Linked DNA regions of Homo sapiens: region 2 is linked to region 1. The links are chromatin loops, found by intact Hi-C in ENCODE. Cell type or tissue: K562. All regions are shown on one strand. Links, peaks and the distances in the headings refer to the core of each region. The heading gives the core; the rest is flanking DNA.

Region 1 (12,725 bases), core at 7,726-12,725:
GAGGAAACGTGGCTGAATCCCTGTGACACAGCAGGCAGCCTAGACCCTGGACAGAGTCCAAAACCAAACCAGGGAGGCCCAGGGTGGATCCAGTGAGTCAACAATCTAGGGACATGGCCAAGGTTCAGAACTACAAGGCACAATGTACAGAACCGTGATCCAAACTGCAAGCCAGAACCCAGTGACTCCAGCAGGAGCAAAGGGAGGAGAAGGCTGGGGTAGGTGTGGGAGGAGAGCTGGGAAAGGCAAAGTTGCAGCATCCCCAGGGTCAAGAGACTAGGCAAGGTCCAAAGGCAAGTGGAATAATAACTTTGTCCCATCAATCAGAATTCTGCAGGCCCAGCTGCAGGCAGCTTACGTCTACTTTCACGAAAGCTCTAGGACTCCATCCTCTGCCCAGCTCTCTTCTGGCTCTTCATAAGCTTTCCCAGGGACCTCAGCAATTGCCACAGCTTCTATCATGATCTTGCTGCGGCTGACATTGCTATCTGAAGAACAAGGGGAAGCATGTGGCACTCAGCATTGAGGGACCTGCATTCTAGCCCCAGCTCTGTTCCTTTCTGACTGTGTAATCTTAGGCAAGTCATCTACTTTCTCTGAGACACAGTTATTTCAGCTGGGAAGCGGGAAAGATAATGTCTACCTCACAGAGTTTGGGTGAGAGCTAAATAAAATCATGAAGATAGAGCTGCTCTGTAAATCACATAGTTCTGTACAATACTATTCCTAATATTAACAAGTCAATCTATAACCTAAATATCTGTCCTACGCTCCAGCCTGATATATTCAACCGCCTCCTGGAAACTTCCACTTGGACTCAGAGTCAACATATCCCAAATTTTCAAAACCCCCATCTTCTAGTACATGGCTTCCTGTCTTCTCTGTGCAGCCCATTTCAGCGAAGGGCATCAGAGACAATCAGAGTGTCGGGGTATGGAACCTGAAACCTAATGGACTCCGTCAGTGGAACCTTCCTTTCCCAGCTTACATACAATCTGCCAACAACTACCAGGTTGGAATGAATATCTGACAGACTTTCGGCCCTTTTTCTCCTTCCCCTCTGCCCTGACCTCAGTCAAATTCTCAATATTTCTGTCCCAGAATGTTGCAACACAGTCTTAAGAGACCTAGCTACTTCTGGTCACACACCCATTTCCTCAAATCCAGACTTGCCATCACAGCCAGGTTAACCTTACAAAACACAAATCTGACTAAACTGCTTTCCTTAAATCCTTGAAAGCCCCCTTGTACACCTAAAGGAGAAAACGTATGCCAGTTTCACTTCTCACTCTATCCCTTAAAGTATCCACTGTTCTCACCTCTCCCGATGAGAAACATCCTGAACAGACCAAGTCCTGGCCAACGTCTTTGGCTTTTTTCCATTCTGATATACAAGGAGCCATATCATGGAATCGGATTCTTCCTAGAGTTAGGGAAGCCTATTTGACATCAAGAGTGCCCTGAGACAGCTTTCTTCTGCTTCCAGTGATTTTTTTTTTTTTCCCCAAACACAGCCTCATACAGAAAGCAACTGCTGACTTGGGAATACCCACAGTTCTAAGGCAGCACAGGCAGCTAACAGAACCGTGTTAGCTGTCATATGATGTTAGATTTAGTTCTTGTTCTAGTTCAAGTTCTGCCACTAAAGAAAAGAGCCAACTCCATTGTGATGTCTGTGAGATGGTCTTCGATAACATGTCAAGCTGCTGAATTAAGCAACCCAGCAGCCCACACACGAATGGACTTCCTGTTACAAATGTTTTTGTTGTCTGAGTCAGTCTGAGTAAGGGTTTCCATTATTTGCAGCTAAAAGTACTGTAAATTATCTAACACAATAGGTGACTTAAGCAATAACACAGCCTAAGTATGCAAGGGAGTTTCTCACACCAAACAAACAAAAACAGAAACTGAGGTTCAGAAAAAGAAAAATGATTTTGCCAAGAACATACTGAAAATTCGATGGTTAATTGCATAAAATATAACAATACTAATAACTATTTCTAGTCTGGATTATCAGGTGAATAAGCCCTGTTCTCTTCTAGTTTTGCTGTTAAGCTGCTGTGGACTGGAAAACCAGGTTTCTGCAAGACAGGTAGATCTGTTTGTAAACTAAGTGTAAACAGACTCTGAGTGAAGTTCCAAAAGCTTGTCTATGAAGAAATGGCAGGAGCTTTAGCATTGATTTTGGGACATTGAGATAAGTATGATGTCTCTATATACTTGGCTAATCTTTGGTCTATATCACATCAGAACTATTAGGACAATGTGTCAATTAGTTATTTTTCTTGTGAAAATAAATAATGAATGTCACAGAGTGGATGCCTCTATGTGTGTGTGGGGGGGCTCAAACTATGCCTGCCTGAGTGCACATAGCACAAGAGTAGTAGGGACAGGCTCTCTAATCTCAAGTTTAACTGTTTTGTCCTGGCCAACTTGGACTTGAAAAGTAAGGGATGATCTGATTGACTCCTCTACCTTCTCTCAGAAAATTCTTCACTTACCATGTCAAACGACTATTTTGCTGTGGAGCTTATTGAAAAGTGACACATGCTGCCCTGTGGAGGTAGTGAGCTCCTCATCTCTGGCTCAAACTGAGTTTGAATGCCCTACTTGTGAGGAAGACTTCTATTCCAGGAAAAAGTTAAGGCTGATGTCATCAAGTCTTTTATAGTCTCTTTCCAATCCTGATTTCTCTTACAGCCCTTTTAGAGGGAGAAAAATATTCTCTGTTGTTGTTCCTGTCAAAGTTGCCCATAGAAACAGGCAGTATCAAAGTGATCTAGCTCACCACTGAGCCCTTTCTATGTCATACAAGAGCACCAGCAATAAAAATGCTGGAACTGAGGCCCAACCAGTGATATCACTGATGATGCATCAGGAAAGACAGAACACCTGCTCTTTACAAAGACCTTTTTACACTTACTTCCCTGATGAGTTCACTTCCCAATCTGTTGGAGCAAATCCCTTTTGTAAGACAGGCTGCTACACACCATAAATTTGATGGCAGCTCTTCCATCCAAGGAGCCTCTTGGGGCACTTGACCAATCTCAACATTCCCAATTGTTCTAACTGATTGGCAAGCATTATGAACTCAACAATTGGTTTTCCACAGCTTTGGGAGGAGAAATGTCTTTCATTAATAGGCTACATTTCACCAGATTGCCAGGGAAAAGGTGATACTACTGGAAATGTCAGAAAGAGATTCCCTCTTTTCCTCCCTAACCTACAGCAGGGCAAGCAAGCATGGCTGGTAAGGGAGGGTAAGAAAAACACAAAGACTCTTGGCCAGGCGCGTTGGCTCACGCCTGTAATCCCAGCACTTTGGGGGCCGAGGCTGGCAGACCATGAGGTCAGGAGATCGAGACCATCCTGGCTACACAGTGAAACCCCGTCTCTACTAAAAATACAAAAAAATAGCCAGGCGTGGTGGCACGTGCCTGTAGTCCCAGCTACTTGAGAGGCTGAGGCAGGAGAATTGCTTGAACCTGGGAGGTGGAGGTTGCAGTGAGCCAAGATCATGCCACTGCACTCCAGCCTGGGCGACAGAGCAAGACTCTGTCTCAAAAAAAAAAAAAAAAAAAAAAAAAAAAGACTCTTCAGTGTAGCTGCTTGGCTTCATCTTCACCAGGAAGCTTCCTGGCTCCAAACCATTGCTGAAACATCTATTTGTTCCCTTGAGACCTTCTGGGAAAGTCTTTCTTAGGGTTGGGGTAAGGAAATATGGCTTCTCAGGATTATTCAAGCTCAGAAGCCCTGTCACCCTGACTTCAAGCTCAGAAAAACAGGCAAGCCAATAAACTATCCAGACTGTTTGGTGCAAAGTCCTGCAGCTCTGAAGGATGAGTCATCTGCTTTTACCACCACTTGAAATAAACGATAATGGCTTGGCAGCCTTTCGTATATTAATAGCCTTGTCATTTTGCCTTCCTCCCGCTCCCTTTATTCCACATTGGAATTAGAAATGGCAAAAGGGCCTTCAGAGCTGATTACCCTGTGGTTCCAAGCTTCCCAGAGAGCCCAAGAGGAGACCAAGATGTTCCCTGCACCCTGGGCAGACTGAGAGTCCCCCCCAGTCATTATCCTGTAGTCATTCTTCATGGCATTTCATACTGGAAATTATCAGATTTATTTCCTTGTCTGCTGATTGCCCGTTTCCCTGCATAAACATGTAAACTTCATGAAGGCAAAGACTTAATCTGCCCTGTCACTGCATCCTCAACACCCAGAACAGCGCCTGTGAGAGAGGAGGGAGGAGCTGGAAGTGTTACCCTCCTACAAAGAATGAGAATACACAAAGGAGGCAGGGTTGTACATTGGGGGAAGGGCTTTACGAAGGTGAGAACTATAGGGGATGTGGGTGAAGTAACCACATTTCTATATCTCTCTGACTCCAATGTCTTTTGTGTTAATTACTCTGAATTTCCAAGAGAAGGGAGAGGGTGCAGTTAATCATCTCCCTCAAACCTCAGCAAGACCCACCTCAGCCCTCCACTGTGCTCTGTGGTACTACTCTGCATTTCTTCAACTTCCACGGAACCTCTGAGCACTCCTGTGCCCCCTCCACATCTTCAAAACCTCCCACTGGCCCACCAGCACCTTGCTCTAGGAGAAAAATGCCTCCTCTACTCCCATCTCATCTCTGAATACTACTTCTACCTCTTTGTCCAAATCCAACTACAGTTCCTCCCTGCCTGGAGAATGTAGCTTCCCCTGCAGGCCTCTCGACTACTCACTCAGTCCTTAACCCAATCAATACATTGTGATTAGGTACCAGTTCTGGGAGGCAAGTGAAGAGATTCATTCTCCACACTCCATGTTTCTCAGAGTCTGGAGGTAGGGTAGTCACCTCCTCTAATTCTGCTTCCAAAGGGTTACATCTCATCCCTTCTTGCTGACTCAGTGACACCACGGCACTCCTCTTCCCTCCCTGGTAGTATAAAGGGTTGACTCTGCACTTAGGCATTCCCCTTGGCATACACACATGCTGTTATTTTCCCCATGTAACCTTCTCTAGAGTCTCCTTCCTTCTTCAACAACTGCCCTATTTTGCTGCTGCCTTCTGCAACAAAACTCTTCCAAGGAGGTTTCTAAGCTCATTATCTCTAATTCCTAGTCTTTTGTGAACCCACTTGAGCAGTCTTTTACCTCTCCTACCCACCCTTCCCAACACGCACACACACACGCACACACCATAGAAATTTTTCTTCTCAAGGGCACTAATGACTTATATGTTGCTAGCCCCAGTGGTCAATTCTTAGTCTTACTCCCCTGGACCTGCCGGCATCATTTGACAGTTGATCTCTCTCTCCTTGACTTGCAGGATGTTTCACTCTCCTGAGTGAAACATCAAGAGATGTTTTCCTCTTCCTACCTCACTGGTCACATTTCTCAGTCTTGTTCCCTGGCTCCTTCTCTTCTTCCCATCCTCTTCACCTCAGGGCTCAGTCGTTGTCTCACTCCCCTTCTCCAGCTACATGCACTCTCATGTTCATCTCATTCAGTTTCATGGCCTTAAGTGCCATCTCTATACTGATGATTCCCAAATGTATATATCCAGGCTACACTTTTCTCCCACCCACATTTCAGACTCAAGATCACACCTGAATTTGGAAGTCTAATAGACACCTCAAATCACCATGTGGAAAACTGAACTTCTGACCTATCTTCCAACAAAACCAACCAAAACTCCAGGAAAACCAAACTCCCACAAAACAAAACAGCAGAAAAAACAAACAAACAAACAAACAAGCAAACAAACAAAAACCTGTTCTATCCATAGCCTTCCCCATTTCAGCTGTTGGTAGTTCTACCATTCTGGAGCCATCCTTGACGTCTCTCTTTCTTTCACACTTCATATAATTTGGCAGGAAATCTTATTGACTCCATTTTCAAAATAGAGCCAAAGTCTGAATACCTCTCACTATCTCCACTGTGACCATCATCTCTTTTGCAATTGCTGCAGTTGCCCCTTAATTAGCCCCTCTGTTTTTATCTTCACCATCATCAATTTATTCTAAGGGAAGTGGTCCTTTAAAAAAGTAATTCAAATTGTGTCACTCCTCTTCTCATAACTCTCCCAGTGACTCCCACTTTCAATCAGAAGAAAAGTTAACTTCTTCCAATGGCTACATGACACTCCATGATTTTCCAGCTCAATCTTGTTTTCTCTCTAACCTCATCTCCTGCTACTTCCTCTTTCTTCACTCTATTCCAGCCACACTGACTTTCTTGTTGGGCCTGGAACATGTTAATAATTTTCACTTTTTCTTGATTCTTACTAGAACACTCTTTCCCCAAACATCACCTTCTCAGTGATGCTCTGCCTGAGCACCCTATTTAAAATTATCCCCCCATAGCACTCCGAATCCTACTTATCAGATTCTGCTTATTTTTCTCCAAACCATTTATTACCTTCTAATGTGCTGTATAAATATAAGTAACTTGTCTGTTCCTTATATTTATTATTTGAGGTCTGTCTCATTTCTCTGGGATGTATGCCTCACAAGAACAAGGCTTTCAATTTGCTTTTCTCATCACTATGATCTTTAGCACCTAGGCTAGTACCTGGCACATAGTAACATATATTAGTTGAATGAATGAATGAGTCTGTTTGTGTCCTCTCCTCTCCTTCTGTCCTTCCCTCCTCTGAGGAAGAAGCATTCATCCTCCACTAGCAGCCAATTCTCCCCACTGGGCTCTGACCATACACACCTGCTTCATGAAGGCTTTCCACCCTCTCCCCTTCAATTGGCTTCTCCCTCTCAGCCTATAAACATGTTTCTGTCTCATGCATCTGTAAAACACAAAAATCAAAATGCTTCAAATATTTGCCTCCCTCTAGCTGTGTCTTCCTTCATGTTGAGCTTCCTGAGGAGTTGTCTATACCTGCTGATTTCACATCCTCCTCACACATTCACCCCTCAGAGCAGACACTTTCCAGATCTCAATATTCTCAACCAACATCATTTGCCAGCATTATGGGAATTCTCCTTAAATCTCTTCCTCTCCTTCTCTAAAACCCTCTAGCCCAGAGCAGAATCAGACATGGCCCCTGCACTAAGCCTCTCTCCCTGTATTTGGTGTGGGAGACAGTCACAGTTCTCACTGCTTTCGAGCCACTTCTCAAGCAAGCTGTCTACAGTCATACGCTCTTTTCTCTTACCTGTCCATCTCACACCCCCCCTCAACTCTGTGTTGAGGATCAGCCCCTGCCCGAAGCTTACCAATAACCTCCTTGTTGAGTCATCCACTGGACACCATTCAGTCCTTGACTTATTAGCACATGATTAAAACCACCAGCCTACAAGAAATGCCCTCCCTTGTGTTGGCTTCTCTGACACCCCTCTCAGGACTCAAGCTTAAGCCTGTTTATCTCTCCCTGGGTGACTGCATCCAGTTCCATGGTCTTGAATGCCACCCATGTGCCAGGCAATCTCCATCCCCAGTCATGCCTCTCTCCTCCCTTATAGCCTGGTGCCACCAGCCTGCAGTGCTCACAGTGGTCCAGTTTCCTGAGGTCTGGAATCCTGTTTTGTCCACAGCATTTCAACCGCCTTGGGACATGAGCCCTTGCTCTGCAGTGTATGTCTAGGGCTGAGGTCTTGCTCTTTGGCCAGATACTTCCTGGTGTTACTCAAGACCTCAAGGATACCAGGTGTGCCTGCGCTGTCATTTATCAGTTATTAGCTAATAATAGTAATGTTGAGAATGGCAGGTAAGCTTTGTTGAGTACTGACCATGTGCCAGACATGGTGCTAACTGCTTTACCTGGTCTTTGCCATTGAATCATCACAGGTGCCACGTGAGGTGGGAAGTATTATAATTTCCATTTGACAAGTGAGTAATGTGAGGTTCAGGGGCTTTAAGGAACTTGCTCCTAGTCATTTAGCCAGTAGTTAGGGGATGATCTGAAATTCAACCTGTGCCCTGTGTGCAGTGGAGCACAGAGGTCTGGTCACTACCCTGTACTGCCTCTGCCTCCATTGTTAGTCTATCTGCTTTGAAGCCTGGTTGTCCCCTGCTTGCTCCTTCATCCACTTCTGCACTTGGCTTAGCCCTGTACATAGTTCTTTCTCTAGGTGCTTTCCCCAGTGTCCCTGGCATCTCGGTCTTGCTGCAAGCCCAGGTACTTAACAAGCTAAGAGCCATGTAAGATTTGTCTGGGCTGGTATTTTTTCCTTGAGCTAATAAGAAAAGCATGTGTGCATGTGCTACAGTTTAGGCCATGCTAGGGCATGAACACACAGACTTTATGACCAGCAACTCTGGTTTTGTCCCTAAATCACATATATAGTAGGTCACATGGTGGTTTGCTGTTGGTTATTTAATTTGATAATTCACAACTGACAAGGGGGTTGCTCACTGCTATTCCAATCAATGGGTAGTTTGGTTTAGTTATGAAAACACAGCTGCTGTATTAACAGTTTTGTTTATATTCAGCTTGAATATCTAGTTGAAGAGAAGCACATCTGAAGTACAAACAGCCAGGGAGAGGGGTGTGCACCCACACACATGCACACACACACACGCACACACACACACACACACGTACCTAGACACTAAATGAGAATGTTTATTTCTAATGGAACTTTAAAAAGTGAAATGCAAAATGCAGGGAGCTGCTATCATGGCTGTGACTAAAAGCTCTTTCTCCTCCTCCTGCCTTCATTATTCTGTTCTGCCACCCTGGTCACCCGGGAAGACCCTGTGAGCCTTTTCCAACAAACCTCCCTCCTTTGCCTCCTCCCCAACTCCATCTGTCAGTTGTACATCTTAGATGTTGCTCCCTCCTGCGGCTCCTCTTCTGGCCATCCCTGTGGCTCTGATCCTGTTCACTGGGAGAAAAGAGGCTCCAGCTCTCCATCCCGCAAACTCTCCCGCCTACCCCCACCAGAGGGATCTTTGGAAACAACGTTTGGACGTACAATGTACCCTTTTGGTACTCGTCTGCAACTCCCCTGTTGCCCACAGGATAAAGTGCAATTGCCTGGCCAGCCTCCCACTCCAGCTTTATCTCCAAAAATTTCTCTTCACAAATGCCTCAGGCAATCTCCTCCTTGTTCTCTGTCAAACACCACACATAGCTGGTTTCAACACCCTGGCTGGCTCTCAATTTGGAATGTCCATCTCTGCACCTCTGCTGCCTATAATACCCTTTTCTTGCTTTGAGAGGCTAGAGATCACATAAGTGTTTTCCTGGGAACTCTGGGGCCCTCATGACTTTGTACCTTGTGTTAGTAATTTTTGAAAAAATAGTAATTTTTTACTAATTTTACCACAAGTTCCCACTCCTCTCTTGAAAAACATATGTAAGGGCCAGGACATCATCTGAGTCCTTGCCATATATTCCTCTATCATAAAGTCGATGGCCTGACCTAGACAAGCATGTGGCAAATACTTGAAAAACTACAAAATAATAATAACATTCTGTAGCCTCCACAAATCCTCACAGCTATCCTGTGGATGAGCTATCCCTTCGATGAGGTTTATAAGGAAGATGGCAAAGTATGATTAATATCAACCTGTAAGAGAAAAGTGCCTGGGAATCTCTGATGAGGGAGCTGTAATCACTTGCTTCCTTTGTCTGCCTGGGATTCAGTCGCTCATTCAGCAAACGTAATTAATGCCTACTGGTCATTGGTCACTGTGCTCAACCCAGGGGAATACAGGTAAATCAGACAAACCTTCATTTCCCGGAGGTCCAATGTCAGTGGAGGAAGAGACATGCATACAGGACACTTCAAATCCCAGGCTGGCTACAGTAAGGGCAGACATGCTCCTTTCCATAGCAGTCTGGTGTTGGACAGGACGGCAGGCGGATGGACTGGCAGCCTTCTCTTCCTCATGGCCTCAGCAAAGCCGCGTGTTTGCCTGTTCCCTGCTCTGCGGCATTTCTGCCCAGGGCAAAACTGGCTATATAATTTGCAGGGCCCAGGAAAAAAGAAAAATGCAGGTCCACTTGTTCAAAAATTATTAAAAATTTCAGCAGCAAAGCATGAAAGAAAGTATGGGGCTCTTCCCGGTGTGTGTCGGGGGGCGGGGGTGAGGGGCTGTGCAAGCCTAAACATGTCCTGCAGTCTCTTCTGTCTTGCACCGTAGTCTGAAGGCAGCCCCAGGTCCTAGTGGACTAACTCAGTGGTAGTAGGACACACACAGCTGCACACAAATCAGTGACACATTTGGTTGAGTGCCTATTGTGTACCCAGAGCTCTGCTAAGTCTTAGGGATACAGTGGAGACCCCAACAGACACATTTTGTGTGTATGCATGTGTGTGTTTGTCCCTGAGCTTACTTCAGTAGGAGAGACCCACTGTAAACAAGCTCATAAAAAATGCCCAAGATAATCATCAATGAGTGAGCAGTGTTGTGAAGAGGACAAAGCAGAGTGATGTGCTTGGGAGGTGGGGTGGTGAAGAGGGTGTTGTAGGTGAGTGTGGTAGAGCTAAGCCTCTTCAAGGATGCACACAGCCCCTTCTGGAGCAACAGGTGAGGATGCTGCCAGCGTCTGGCATCAGCTTGGTACACAAATCTTTGCCATTCCTTCTCCTTCTGAAGCAAATCAGAAGGGTCTAGGGAAAGAAGATGAAGTCCAAGTATGCTTGAGACTCTTGACGTGTCTCCCCTGAAGTGGGGCACTGCCCCTTCCCCTTCCCCCTCTGTGCCTTCTCGTGTCTTCTTCTGCTATCACCTGGTGCCAAGTCTCCAGAAAGATTCGGCCATCCAGTCTCAAGGAGGTTTCCAAAGCCTCCTCTATTCCAGTTGGTCCCTCTCACACTCAGCTTCTGGGGCCAAAGCGGGAGCCACATTGTGGCAGTGCCCCCTTGGGGTTCAGAGAAAATTCTCCAGTGAATGTCTCCGCCTGGTCCTCTGTTGGCGGGTCCTCCCTGCCCCCAAATACCTGGGAATTTGCCCTGTGGAATACCTCACATCAGAGCTTGCTGGGGAGACCCCTGTCTCTCTTCTTCTCGGTGCCAAGGAAGGTGCTGAGTTACCCGGCTTCCTTCATACGACAAGACTTGTATTCCGAAGGACTGAAGATTGTGGGCTGAGAGCTGGGAAAACCAGAGAGGGAGGTTGAAGCCAGGACACTTGGGGAAGCAATGGGGTGCAACAGGTGGCGGGGAGGAAGCCACGGCTGGAGAGCACAGTTTGACCCCGCGGCGTGCCAGCGGGCAGGAGGGGGTCGCCTCTGGGGCGTGAGCACATCCAGCCCCACATCTTGTCCCTGAAGCAGCTCCCTGCCGGCCACAGCCTGGGGCGCGAGTTTCCCCCGCCCAGGCCCCGCGCCGCGGGCTCGCCGCCTCCTCCCTCCGCCTCCCCCGCCCCTGGCTGTCTGGCAGCGCCGCAGTGGCGGCGTGGGGACGGGGGGCCTCAGCAACCGGGCTCCCGCCTCCTTCCCGCGCCCGCGCGAGCCTCCCCGGCTCCCCACCGCAGCAGCCGTCACGTCGTCGGAGATTTCCATCGGGGCGGGCCTGGGGCGGGGAGCGCGGGACGGGGCGGGGCGAGTGGGAGGAGTGAAAGTTGGAGCCCAGCAAAAGCCTCCGCCCCGCGCTCAGTGCGGCCAGAGCGTGAGCCGCGACCTCCGCGCAGGTGGTCGCGCCGGTCTCCGCGGAAATGTTGTCCAAAGTTCTTCCAGTCCTCCTAGGCATCTTATTGATCCTCCAGTCGAGGTGAGTCTCCATCCCGGGACCCGGGAGCCCTTCGCGCCCAGCTCCCTCTCCCCGGGAGCCGGGACGGCTCCCGGGACCCCAGCGGCCCCGCGTTCCTCGAGCCCCGCGCCCGCTTTGCCCCGGCCCTACCGCGGGCTGGCCGAGTCCCGCGTCCCCTCGATGCGCGCCGGCCTCGGCCCGCCTCACTGTAGGATGGGCTCCCGGGGTCCTTGAGGGGGAGCTCCAAAAGGAAGACAGGACGCCAGAAGGAAGACGGGACTCCAGTTCGCGGATTCCCGCTCTCAGAAGCACTGCGGTGGCCTGGTGACAAGCACTCCTCGGAGTCTTGCGCAGGAACAGGGGAGCGGCCCCGGGGTGACCGGCCAGGGCAGGCTTCAGCTACTGGGGGGGCCGGAGGTGCATTTTGAGAAGGGGGTGCGCGGGCTGAGGGAGCTTAGCTGCGCCAAAAATGTGTGAGTGTTGCCTCGTGTGTTCTCTGCTGCTCACATTTTTTTTAAGAGTGCCTACTGAGTTCCAGGCACTGCGCCAGGCAACTCTGACATTACTTGCTTCCCATGCCGCTGCTCCTGTTGGTGCCAGTCTCAGGCACGAGCTTTGGTTTAGTCTAAGGGTTCCCGCACCAGCTATGCCCCCTCTCCACCGCTGACAGCCTCCCACTTCCTTAACTCATCCCTAGACACCCTGCTGGGCCTTGGGCAGACTGGAGCCAGAGGCCAGGAATATTATTCTCCTCTGAAGTCTGTGGTTTGGGCCGTAGATTTCAATCCCCTTCTCCCCTTTCAGGTTTCCCTTGAACAACCATCTTCCCTCACACCTTCTCCTCGCCCTGAGACTTGGCTAGGAGGGTCGTGCCCTGGATTTGTGGCTTTTTGGGGTGGAAGATGACTGCTTCGTTTTGTTGTTGTTGTTTTGAGATGGTTCCTGCTGTGTGTGAAGTGTCACAAATTTGCAAGCTTCCTGATCTGTGGAGCTTTCTCGAAGATTCCATGGCACTGGGCTTGTGTCTTGTTTGTCTGTTCTGGGGAGGGAGGGTGGCTTCTCTCCCTACCCCAGATT
Region 2 (12,725 bases), core at 2,725-7,724, 62 kb before region 1:
AACTCTATGATGTCTTTCATCATATTTTTAAAAAACATATTCAGATTATTTGGTTGTTCTCAGTATGAGGGATGACTTTCATGTTATAGTCTGCCATTACTGGAATCATTACTTATTCTCTTTGCTTTATGCTTTCAGCCAGAGAGTCGGTAGGAAGTATAATTAGCTGGTGGATAGACTACTCAGAATTTTATTCCTGAGGTGTATGATGTTCTGGGGGGGCCGTGATGTATCTCAACTGATTTTTATCATTGGAAATTGGAGTATAGGAAGATTTCCCAAAAAGTCTCCTGAGATCCAAACATAAGTATCCCTGTTACCTTTGGATATCAACAATCTTAGTTCCTCTTAAAAACTGATATTAATTATTTTAGACAATATAGTAACCCGTATATTGATTATCAATCAAGTGTCAAAAAATACCTGAAATGACCATGTTGCAGTCTCAGTTTTCAATTTAGTGAAACCTTTGTTGAGTGCTATGGCATAAGTCTTCCTTTGTGGGGCTCTAAGACCATTATACAATCATAGTCCAAAGATGTGAAGATGGCAAGCAAACATTTTTCAAGTGAGTGATGAGGTGTAATTTTCAAGTGAGTGATGAGGTGTAATCCTGAGAGGCTGTTCTCCATCCTCTATCTCTTGGTTTCTAGATTAGTGTGTTCTAGCCATGGGACAAATGTTACCAAATTTTAAATATTATATTTGTCCATAAAGTAAAGTTTGTTTAGCATATTGATCAAATCTCTTATAATCCTTTTTGGTTTTTCTGAGTTATGATAAAATCTCCAACTATGCTTATTGACTTTATTTCTCTTTGTATCTGTCAACTTTATATCTGTTGTTACTATGTTACTAGGTGCATAATTTTTAAATGCGATATTTTGGGGCAACATTAACCTTTTTTCATTATAAAGTGACCTTTCTCTCTAAGATTGCATTTTGCCTTAAAAATGTCTGAAATTAATACAGCTATAAAAATTGTATTTTATTAGTGTTTGCATAATCTAATTTTTTATATTCTTTTAGTTTACATATTCTTATATTTTGAATGCATCTCTTGTGAACTGCTTAAAGTTGGATTTTTTCCATTCTGGCAATTGTCTTATTTTGATTAAAACATTTAGTTCATTATAATTTATATAATCATTTCATTTAGCCTTTATTTCTTTATGCATCTCACACTTATCTGAGATAAATTATCTGAGATATTATGTGGGATAATAATTAGCCTTCAAAATAAACTATATCCATTATACACTGATAGATAATAGCTAGTTGGCTAGCTTAATAGATAGTTATTAGACTTTTTAGTGCTTGATTATTGGTGGTAATTTATAATTTTCTGTCTAAAAACTGTCATTATCTTGCCTCCATTCTTGAATGATATGTTCACTGGGTATATCATTCTAGGTTGACAGTTATTTTCCCTCAGTATATGGATGAAATCATTTCACTATTTTCTGGCTTCCATTGCTGCTATAAGCCAGCTATTAATCTACTCTTTTAAAAGTTATATGTCTTTTTATCAGGCTACTTTTAAGGTTTTCTTTCTCAGGTTTCTGTGATTTCACTATAATGTATCTAGCTGTTGTTTACTTATTCTCTTTTATCATTGGGATTTTAGAGAGAGGAGGGGCTTTCTAAAACCGTGGATTGGTGTCTTTTGTCAGTTGTGGAAATTTCTCCACTATTATCGCCTAAAATATTTCCTCCACCTAATGTGCTTTATCTTCTCCTGCTGGGATTTCAACTAGATATAGGTAAGGGCTATTTATTGTATCCATTACATCTCTTATTTTCCTCTGTATTTCCAGCTTTTCATATCTACTTGCTGCATTCTGAATAATTTCTTCTTATCTGTCTTACAATAATTATTTCTTCAGCTACGTATAATCTACTGTAAAAGCATGCATTGAGTTTTTAATTTAGAAATGCATACATAGGTATCTTTAATTTGCAGATATTTTCAAGTTTTTTCTTTTATTACTGTATATATGATAAGTACAATTATTTAATAATCTATATCTGACAACTGAGTTTTCTAAAGTTTGTGTCTTTTTCTGGTATTTGCTGTGTTTTGCTTTTGTTTTTTGTTGTTATTGATGGTGTCTGGTTTACTTGTATGCCCGATTATCTTTATTGTACTGGTAATGAAACCTAGGATCAATGTGATTCTCTTTACAGAATATTAGCTATTGTATGGGACAACCAGGGGACTCTTCTAATATGGAACCACTTTCGTTAAAGTTGAAGACTGGAGATTTCTTAGACTACCCTCACTTTACTATTACTTGAGCTTTGTGAAACGAAAATACCTTGGGCCCCCACAATCACTAAGCTAAAGGGGAAAACTTCTTAGGGCATACTTGCCTCACATTCTGTTCAAAGTCACCCCTCTGCTCACTGAGATAAATGCATATCTGATTGCCTCCTTTGGAGAGGCTAATCAGAAATTCAAAAGAATACAACAATTTGTGTCTTATCTACCTATGAGCTGGAAACCCCCTCCCCACTTATAGTTGTCCCGTCTTTCCAGACTGAACCAATGTTCATCTTACATATGTTGATTGATGTTTCATGTCTCCAAAAAATGTGTAAAACCAAACTGTGCTCTGACCACCTTGGGCACATGTAGTCAGGACCTCCTGAGGCTGTGTCATAGGCACGGGGGTCCTCAAACTTGGAAAAATGAACTTTCTAAATTAACTGAGACCTGTCTCAGATTTTCAGGTTCACATTTTGATAACCACAAAGGGAGTCTGAGAGGAGGTGCTCCTGACCTTTGAAAAATCTTCTATCTGTGCTTGGTATCAGATTGAGCTATGCTTATGGCTCAAACCAATAGGACAATTTGCTGAGACCTGGAAGCACCTCCTCCAGAGAATCTCTGATCTGCCAAAATTTGGTTGAGATCTAAAATTTATTTTGCTGTACAACTCCTTTTTTTGGAGTTGTACACACTTCCAACAAACACAAGGAAGACAAGTTTTTCCTGCTTCCATGATGATGGAAGGCAGGAAATTCCTTTATGGAGTTTGAGCTCACTTCCAACAGGGAAAAAGAGGGTTTTTTTTTTTTTTCTGCTTCTAGGGTGTTAGAGAGCGGTCTTCAGCCTGAGCCTATCCCTAGGCAAGTAACTAAATTGGAGTATGTCTTGGCTAAAGTTAAGATTAACAACCAGCTGATCTTAATTTCTCCTTACCATTAGAGTGCTCAGTAATCATATAAGTTGTGCAATTGTTTATTTTGCTTAACTGTTTTTTGCTGTTGTCATTAGTTGTTTCTGTTTTTGTTGTTGTTTCAGTCTTTTTCACATTGGGTTTGATCAGCTCTATGTGACTTGATCAAATCCCAAGGAAGTTCCAAATTATGGGGAACAAGACCTCGGAAGGAGTTAAATTCACACACACACACACACACACACACACACACACGGTGGTGTGGTGCAAGGAGAAAGACGGCCAGCAAAAAGACAAAAAAAAGAGGAAAGATTTTTTATTTTTATTACAAAGGGGCTTTATTTACATAACAAGGCCACCTTTTTCCTAGCCAGGCCAAACTGAAAAAGCAATGGCTACCCTTCTGAAATAGCAGCAATTTGTCCTAGCTGAGATATGGTAATGAGATTTAAGAAGGTATTTTTAAAAGGAACTCAATGGTCAAAAGTCAGCTTAATTAAAAGCTAACATCCAAGATGTGTGTTTGTGTGTGCCCATATGTGTGTGTTTGTATTTAAAAGGCCTTCATGTTTTTGTTTTTGTTTTTCTCCTAGGACCTTGTCTTCTTCTGAAGCAAAAGCTTTTTCTTCTCAGTTGACTGAATTCTGTTTTCTTCATTTACTTCTGCTTTCTCTTCTTTCTCTTGCACCCTCTGCTGCATGGGGACCTAAAATACTTTATAACAGCCTGGGATTCTTTAAAGAAAATGGAGAAGACTGACTCCCTTTGGGGGAGAAACCTGTTTTTCCTTATGGAACCCCAAGAATGTAAACAGACAAGTTCGTCTCAGCTCTTAAACTGCTTACTTTTGTATTGCATTACCTGTTTATAGTTATTGCAACAGAGGTTACTCTTGGGTCTTTAAGGAAGAGTATGGTTTCGATACTTAGAAATGTCTTTGTTTAAAAAAAAATTAAGTGTACTGTAAAAGCATCATGTGATCTAACCTCACAATAATTATCCCTTTGTGGAGACCCATGATTCATTGTAGGCTCTGTCCAAAGCTCAGAGATCCAGTCAAAAGATAGGTAGTCCCTATCTAAATAAAACTGGTCTCCTTATACAATCCTGTGATAGATTTCTACAATTTATGTTTGATTTGGCATCCATCTTTAATCTCCCTCTAGCACAAACAGGCTTTTTCTCTCTGTACCTTATGATATAAATTTTGCTATTTGATTTTTCACCTGAGTTGTTTGCTTTAATATGCAAATTTAAGGCTATTTAGCTGACAACTTCCTAGGGTTGTGAAACAGGTTATCAAGAATCTGAAAGTCTAAAATAGGAAAATAAAAGGTTTTTATAAAACTATAAGATGTGCTTCTACCGGCATGCCTAATATGTCTATGTATTTATGTGTTGCATACACAATGTTTCACTACTGAAAATATATAAAAGACTGCTAATTAATTGGCTTAAGAAAATAGAAACATTTGAATCAAATATTTTATCAGGAAAAAATAAAAGACTAGTCAAATGCTTTTTCAAGTTTACATAACTTAAAATCTTTATTAAATAAGCTAGCTTTAAAATTATTGGTAAAGTAATATTAGAAATGTCTTAAGAATCACCAGCACACATTTATTTGCATGTATTAATCAAGCAATTTCATATTTATTCCTGCCAAATATTATAAGGTGTCAAAATTTGGCATAGGGGTTACAAATCTACAAACCCAGCACAAGACAGAATGACCTTTGCTTGTATAATCTTTAATAAATCAGACATTGATGCTGGCTTAATAAAAATAGTTATGTCTTGAATTTAGTAAGATTACCATAACTTCTATTCTTGTGGCTTTAGGCAGTCTAGTCCACAGGCATTAAGGTTTGTTTTGGGAAAGGATTGTCATCATCTTTGTTTCAAAGCTAAACTATAAAGTAAGTTCCTCCCAAACTTAGTTTGTCCTATGCCCAGGAATGAACAAGGAAAGCTTGGAAGTTAAAAGCAAGATGGAGTCAGGTCAAATATTTTTCACTGGCTCAGTTATAATTCTGCAGTGGTGGTTCCCTAACTTTAAATAACGACCATCATAGTTTTTATAAATAATCTAGGTACATGATTAGAATAAAATAATTAGATATATATTACAGGATAAATACTTGTAGACAAACTCATCATAATTTAGAATCTAAAGTTATGTTAAATTAAGTAATAGATATATTATTATTTGCGTATTTTCCAAGAAAAATATATTTGTGAGAAAACATTCTTTCTAAAATAAAATGGTATTCTTTTTAAAAAGTGAACAATTTTTGCCTAATTCAAAAGTTTATTTAAGGGTCATTTTTCAAACAAGGTAAAAGGAGCCAGGAAATAAAAGAGATGTTAAGAAAGTTATATAAATAAAGAGGGTTTTTTCTTGTAAGAAGGCTAAAGAGAAATAATTTCATATGAGAAAGAACCTTGTATGATAAATTTAGTACTAGAATAAAATGGCTGGTTGTTAAGGACAGAGGGATGTTCAGAAAAACAATTTCAAGGATGTCATAAACGGTCTGTGTAAGTCATAAGAAAAGGATTTATTTTTAAAAAACAACAAAAATTTATATATGATCATGTTGTCTATGATTAAAGGGAAATTATAATGATCTTTCTAGAGATTAGGTTTGATGTAAAAAAACACATAAAGAATTGGTTAGAACAATGAAATTTTCTTAAGGGTTTGATTTACTCTTGATAAATTATAAGAGATTTTAATTTTTTTTATTTCAACCCAAAGTTCAACTTTTATTGCATCTCACTGGTTTCAGTGTTCTCTCCCCTTTTAAAAGGCATGAAAAAGTAACATTCCCCTTGAACTCATTTTCAGCTCAAATATATGTTTTTTTTCCTCCTTGGGTTCTGTTTTTTGTGGCCTGATGCTAACAGTAGTTTCCTAAAGAGCTAAAGGAAATATTTTATTCCAAAATAATATTCTGTGCACTGCACAGTGTCTTTTCTTTTGCCTTTTGATAACTGGCCTAACAGATTTTACATTTTATCAAAATAGTTCCTATGGCATTATTATTAAGTTTGGTTTGCTTAGGAGAAACTGATATTAAAAAAATATTTTTTAAATTAAGTTTATTACATTCTTGCATTTTCCTATATGTGCTTTGAAAGTTCTTGTGACATTGAGTTACAGGGCTTTATCTCCTGGGTCTAAAAAGAACACCAAGACCTGCTAAATCTTAAAAACTAACAGCAATTAAAGCCTCATTTTCAGTCCCAGTAGAAGATGCCAATCAAAATAAACTGCCTTCCTGAGACACAGGGCAAAAAATTAAAGCTATTTAACTCCTCAAGGGCCAGGGATGATCATGGAAGACATGAGCATGTGAGATTGTAAGTACTTATTCTGAGAGATAAAATAAGTTCAGTTTCTCTATAAATTAATCATGAATGTCAAAGGCACATTGATGCAACACCAGCATACGGGCCCCTGGGTCAGAATAACAGGGTTTTCTTGAAATATGAACTGACCTGTTAATAAAGGTTATAAAGGCTTAAGAAAGTTATATCTTATGATCAAGATGAAAATGTTATAGATTACAAAATTTTGGAAAACAAATTTAATTGGCTTCGTGCTGTTTTTTTTAGGGCTTATTGTTTGAAAAATTATGTCTCCTCTCTCAAAGAATGAAGGTTTTTGCCTTTTTTTTGAAATTCTTATCACTTTGGTTAAATGAACGACTTATTTTACAATGACCTGTGATCCTGTTTCATAATATCAAGTGTTTTAAGCCTTTCATATTTGACACACTTTCCAAATCAAATTGTAAATTATGTCTTTTTCTGACCTAATTAACCTTTAAGATATTATTAATAGATTCCTTAAACACCAAAAATGCCATTCCTTCTGAAACTATTCCAATCAACAGAAAAAGAGGGAATCCTCCCTAACTCATTTTATGAGGCCAGCATCATCCTGATACCAAAGCCTGGCAGAGACACAACCAACAAAGAGAATTTTAGACCAATATCCTTGATGAACATTGATGCAAAAATCCTCAATAAAATACTGGCAAACCAAATCCAACAGCACATCAAAAAGCTTATCCACCATAATCAAGTGGGCTTCATCCCTGGGATGCAAGGCTGGTTCAATATAAGCAAATCAATAAATGTAATCCAGCATATAAACAGAACCAAAGACAAAAACCACATGATTATCTCAATAGATGCAGAAAAGGCCTTTGACAAAATTCAACAACGCTTCATGCTAAAAACTCTCAATAAATTAGGTATTGATGGGACGTATCTCAAAATAATAACAGCTATCTATGACAAACCCACAGCCAATATCATATGGAATGGGCAAAAACTGGAAGCATTCCCTTTGAAAACCGGCACAAGACAGGGATGCCCTCTCTCACCACTCCTATTCAACATAGTATTGGAAGTTCTGGCCAGGGCAATTAGGCAGGAGAAGGAAATAAAGGGTATTCAGTTAGGAAAAGAGGAAGTCAAATTGTCCCTGTTTGCAGATGACATGATTGTATATCTAGAAAACCCCATTGTCTCAGCCCAAAATCTCCTTAAGCTGATAAGCAACTTCAGCAAAGTGTCAGGATACAAAATCAATGTACAAAAATCACAAGCATTCTTATACACCAACAACAGACAAACAGAGAGCCAAATCATGAGTGAACTCCCATTCACAATTGCTTCAAAGAGAATAAAATACCTAAGAATCCAACTTACAAGGGATGTGAAGGACCTCCTCAAGGAGAACTACAAACCACTGCTCAATGAAACAAAAGAGGATACAAACAAATGGAAGAACATTCCATGCTCGTGGGTAGGAAGAATCAATATCGTGAAAATGGCCATACTGCCCAAGGTAATTTATACATTCAATGCCATCCCCATCAAGCTACCAATGACTTTCTTCACAGAATTGGGAAAAACTACTTTAAAGTTCATATGGAACCAAAAAAGAGCCCGCATTGCCAAGTCAATCCTAAGCCAAAAGAACAAAGCTGGAGGCATCATGCTACCTGACTTCAAACTACACTACAAGGCTACAGTAACCAAAACAGCATGGTACTGGTTCCAAAACAGAGATATAGATCAATGGAACAGAACAGAGACCTCAGAAATAACGCCACATATCTACAACTATCTGATCTTTGACAAACCTGACAAAAACAAGCAATGGGGAAAGGATTCCCTATTTGATAAATGGTGCTGGGAAAACTGGCTAGCCATATGGAGAAAGCTGAAACTGGATCCCTTCCTTACACCTTATACAAAAATCAATTCAAGATGGATTAAAGACTTAAATGTTAGACCTAAAACCATAAAAACCCTAGAAGAAAACCTAGGCATTACCATTCAGGACATAGGCATGGGCAAGGACTTCATGTCTAAAACACCAAAAGCAATGGCAACAAAAGCCAAAATTGACAAATGGGATCTAATTAAACTAAAGAGCTTCTGCACAGCAAAAGAAACTACTGTTAGAGTGAACAGGCAACCCACAAAATGGGAGAAAATTTTCGCAACCTACTCATCTGACAAAGGGCTAATATCCAGAATCTACAATGAACTCAAATTTACAAGAAAAAAACAAACAACTCCATCAGAAAGTGGGCAAAGGACATGAACAGACACTTCTCAAAAGAAGACATTTATGCAGCCAAAAAACACATGAAAAAATGCTCATCATCACTGGCCATCAGAGAAATGCAAATCAAAACCACAATGAGATATCATCTCACACCAGTTAGAATGGCGATCATTAAAAAGTCAGGAAACAACAGGTGCTGGAGAGGATGTGGAGAAATAGGAAAACTTTTACACTGTTGGTGGGACTGTAAACTAGTTCAACCATTGTGGAAGTCGGTGTGGCGATTCCTTTGGGATCTAGAACTAGAAATACCATTTGACCCAGCCATCCCATTACTGGGTATATACCCAAAGGATTATAAATCATGCTGCTATAAAGACACATGAACATGTATGTTTATTGCAGCACTATTCACAATAGCAAAGACTTGGAACCAACCCAAATGTCCAACAATGATAGACCGGATTAAGAAAATGTGGCACATATACACCATGGAATACTATGCAGCCATAAAACATGATGAGTTCAGGTCCTTTGTAGGGACATGGATGAAATTGGAAATCATCATTCTCAGTAAACTATCGCAAGAACAAAAACCAAACACCGCATATTCTCACTCATAGGTGGGAATTGAACAATGAGAACACATGGACACAGGAAGGGGAACATCACACTCTGGGGACTGTTGTGGGGTGAGGGGAGGGGGGAGGGATAGCATTGGGAGATATACCTAATGCTAGATGACGAGTTAGTGGGTGCAGCGCACCAGCATGTCACATGTATACCTATGTAACTAACCTGCACATTGTGCACATGTACCCTAAAACTTAAAGTATAATAATAAAAAAATGCTAATAAAAAAAAAGACCAAAAACGACATATTTGGCTTATATGGTATAAAAATTGTACAGGAAGCATTGTCAAATGTAAAATTGTGTTTGGTTTCCTTTGGGCTGCATTTGTATAAATGTGTTATTGGTATGTGTTCCAAAACTATGGGAAACCCCTATATTTCTGATATGATTTAATGTACACTACCAGCAACAATTATAATTGTTATGCTAAATTATTGTGTGCCACAGAGGTAATAAATTTCCTTGTTAATTGTGTCTTTGCTTATGGCTGTCCTAAAACTTTTTGTCATCCATGGACAATTGTTGCCTTGTTTTGGTCCTCTTTAGAAGGTGGTTTTATAATCAGCTATAAAACTCTAACAGGTGATTTTGAATGCAGGTTTCTGAGAACTTTGGAGACTGTGACATCAGAATAGAGGAAAACTTTCAGGACTCATAGAGAACTGACATGTTTATGAGTATCAAGCAGAAGAGAAATTAACTGCAATTACTAGACTAATAGAAGTATGAAATAATCTTTCTAACTTTTTGCTAAAAGTGTTGCTGATCCTTTGTTTTTCTTAAAAGAAAACTTTTAAGCTATTTAAAGCTTTTAACAGTTGAGTAAAGTATATTCTTATGGACAAAATTTGGAGCATATTTGTTTCTCTCTACCTGATTTCTACAGAATTTGGAAACTGTGAGTATTCTTAAGTTATGATGATATAGTCATTTGCATAAGTGCAATAAGAATCTGTTTTCATTTGTAACAGGACACAATTGGAGAAACTGGCTATTTTACCAAGGCTTTGACTGGAATGGAATGCTTTCCTTTAAGGAATCAAACTTGACTTACAGAGCCAATAAAGCCCTTTGGAAAATCTGGCCTTATACCTTTGTCTACACAGTCCCTATACAGGGTTCTTGACCTGTGGTAAGTAAACAATGCCACTTTCTGACAGGCCCAGGAGCCCCAAATTTATCTTGGAACCTCAAGAGGAGAGGAATTTACCCAACTCATAGGTATTTAATGGTACAAATCCATGGCTGGGCTTGGCTTTAAAAAAGTCTTATCTGAGATTCCTTCTATGAAACAAATTCCATCAAAGCCAATTAAAATAAAAAGCCTATGTGAAAAAGAATTATTCTTGCTGCACTTTATACAAATAATCTGGCCAAGTACAATAAAGCAAATTAATCCTATAATAATTTGTCTTTAGTAAAAATGGGAAACCGGAGAGAGAAAAAATATGTTTCAAAAACTATATTACACCTACCATTAGGCTCTAGTCAGTTTTTATTATTTTCTACACTTTGGACCGAATTCTAATTTTTCTTAGCTACAAGCCTTGAAAATAATGTTTACATTTTATTTCCTTCCTTTCTCCTCATTTTTCCTAATGTGGAGTCACCAAAAACTAAGCTGTGTTTTCTTAAAACCCTGGGAACTGAAGCCAGACAACTTAAACTTCAGAAGAAAATAACAGCAACCTATTTACATACCTAAGCCACTTTCATACCTGCCTACTGATGTATGGACTTCAGAGGAATGTGGTTTATATCAATATTCCAGGATTATCCTTTTGTTTGTTGTTGTTTTTCTCCCTTCCTCCCCCTATTTTCTCTTCATAAGACATAAGACGTCACAGCCTTCTAAAAATGAGCTTTCCTAATAACTCGGGACCTACCTGTCTAGGAATAAACCATCCTAACCATGAGAGATCAGACGAAACCTGAGACCAGAGACTGACTCATTTTCTTCTAAAATACTTTCTCCAAAAGATCATTTGAAAGAAAAATGGGGAAATGTGAAAGGAAAATATCTTGGGCCCCCAAATTCACTAAGCTAAGGGAAAAGTCAAGCTAGGAACTGCTTAGGGCAAACCTGCCTCCCACTGTATTCAAAGTCACCCCTCTGCTCACTGAGATAAATGCATATCTGATTGCCTCCTTTGGAGAGGCTAGTCAGAAACTCAAAAGGATGCAACAATTTGTCTCTTATCTACCTATGACCTGGAAGTCCCCTCCCAGTTTTGAGTTGTCCCGCCTTTCCAGACCAAAGCAATGTTCATCTTACATATGTTGATTGATGTCTCATATCTCCCTAAAATGTATAAAACCAAACTGTGCTCTGACCACCTTAGGCACATGCTGTCAGGACCTCCTGAGGCTGTGTCACAGGCACGGGTCCTCAACCTTGGCAAAATAAACTTTCTAAATTAACTGAGACCTGTCTCAGCTTTTTGGAGTTCATAGCTTCAAGACCAAAAGAAGGTTGATTTGTTATGAATTTATCCTTACCCAAGGCTGTAGTCCTTTGAGAGTACCAGGCAATTGTTTGGAGAGGACTCTAAAAAGGAGTTTTTACTTTGTCCTTATTCTGGGATTTGATTCCTATTTCTTTCATCCCAAGAGACCACAAGACATAATAAAACTCACACATTTGGGGATCTGAAACATCCCCCGGTAAAACCAGCTTCCATGATTATTTAACTTCTCTGGGATCCCACTTTTAAAACCTCTGTTCTGCTATAATTTCTTCCTATTTTACTAGTTCTTTTGTTTGTAATAATTTTTATAATTTATTTAGCATTTTAGTTTTCTTTAAAGGGGAAGTATCAACCAACTAGCCTAGTCTGCCATCACTGGAGCTACAAGTCCCCTTTCTTTTTCTAAGAAGAGAAAAATATGTTATGTTTTTAAAATTTTATACAAAAGATAATATTAATAGCTTACATAACGTACAACCTATAACATGCCAGTAAGTCAGAATTCTTAGAGCCTTTAGGAAAAACAGTCATTGTTGGTAGCTAAGTCCTGGTTCTGGGCATGATGGCATCATTAAGGGGTCTGGCTTAAACAAATGTGGACCCAGAGGAGGAAGGATGGGAAGAATAGGGGATATGGTCACCACCAGTTGTGTTATCGTGTAGGGACGGGAGTGTCGAAGAGCTAGTTACTATTCAATGAAGCTGTTGGGAGTCTCTGGACATAAAGCAGTACTTGGCACAAGCACCCCTCTCCCTTTGCCAATATGTACCAAATAAGGACAACTTGCACTACTAACTTGTTGGTTGAATGAGGCACATGCAATGCTCTGTGGAGCCTGAGGCCAAA

Evidence for each region. A loop is a pair of places that touch in the nucleus more often than their neighbours do. Peaks named below come from ENCODE experiments on the same cell type or tissue, not always from the same donor. Only the 100,000 strongest peaks of a DNase experiment are listed, where the experiment ranks them.
Region 2: it touches region 1 in a loop (3-fold over the local background); 3 of 110 quality-filtered maps call a loop at or near these places.

What each region holds. Positions count from the first base shown.
Region 1 is chrX:151,973,514-151,986,238 of GRCh38, reverse strand. It overlaps GABRE (gamma-aminobutyric acid type A receptor subunit epsilon), which reads left to right and starts at 11,563. Exons shown (of 9, transcript NM_004961.4): 1 at 11,563-11,669. The coding sequence starts at 11,614. RefSeq lists a silencer at 1-190. In K562, for the core only: a CTCF peak has its summit at 10,822 (motif pointing left); DNase peaks (open chromatin) are centred at 10,828, 11,428 and 11,988; H3K4me3 peaks cover 3,485 bases.
Region 2 is chrX:152,030,396-152,043,120 of GRCh38, reverse strand. No RefSeq gene overlaps it. Among named protein-coding and RNA genes, the nearest start is that of GABRE, 62 kb to the right of the region's middle. In K562, for the core only: no CTCF peak of the experiment used is centred there; no DNase peak of the experiment used is centred there.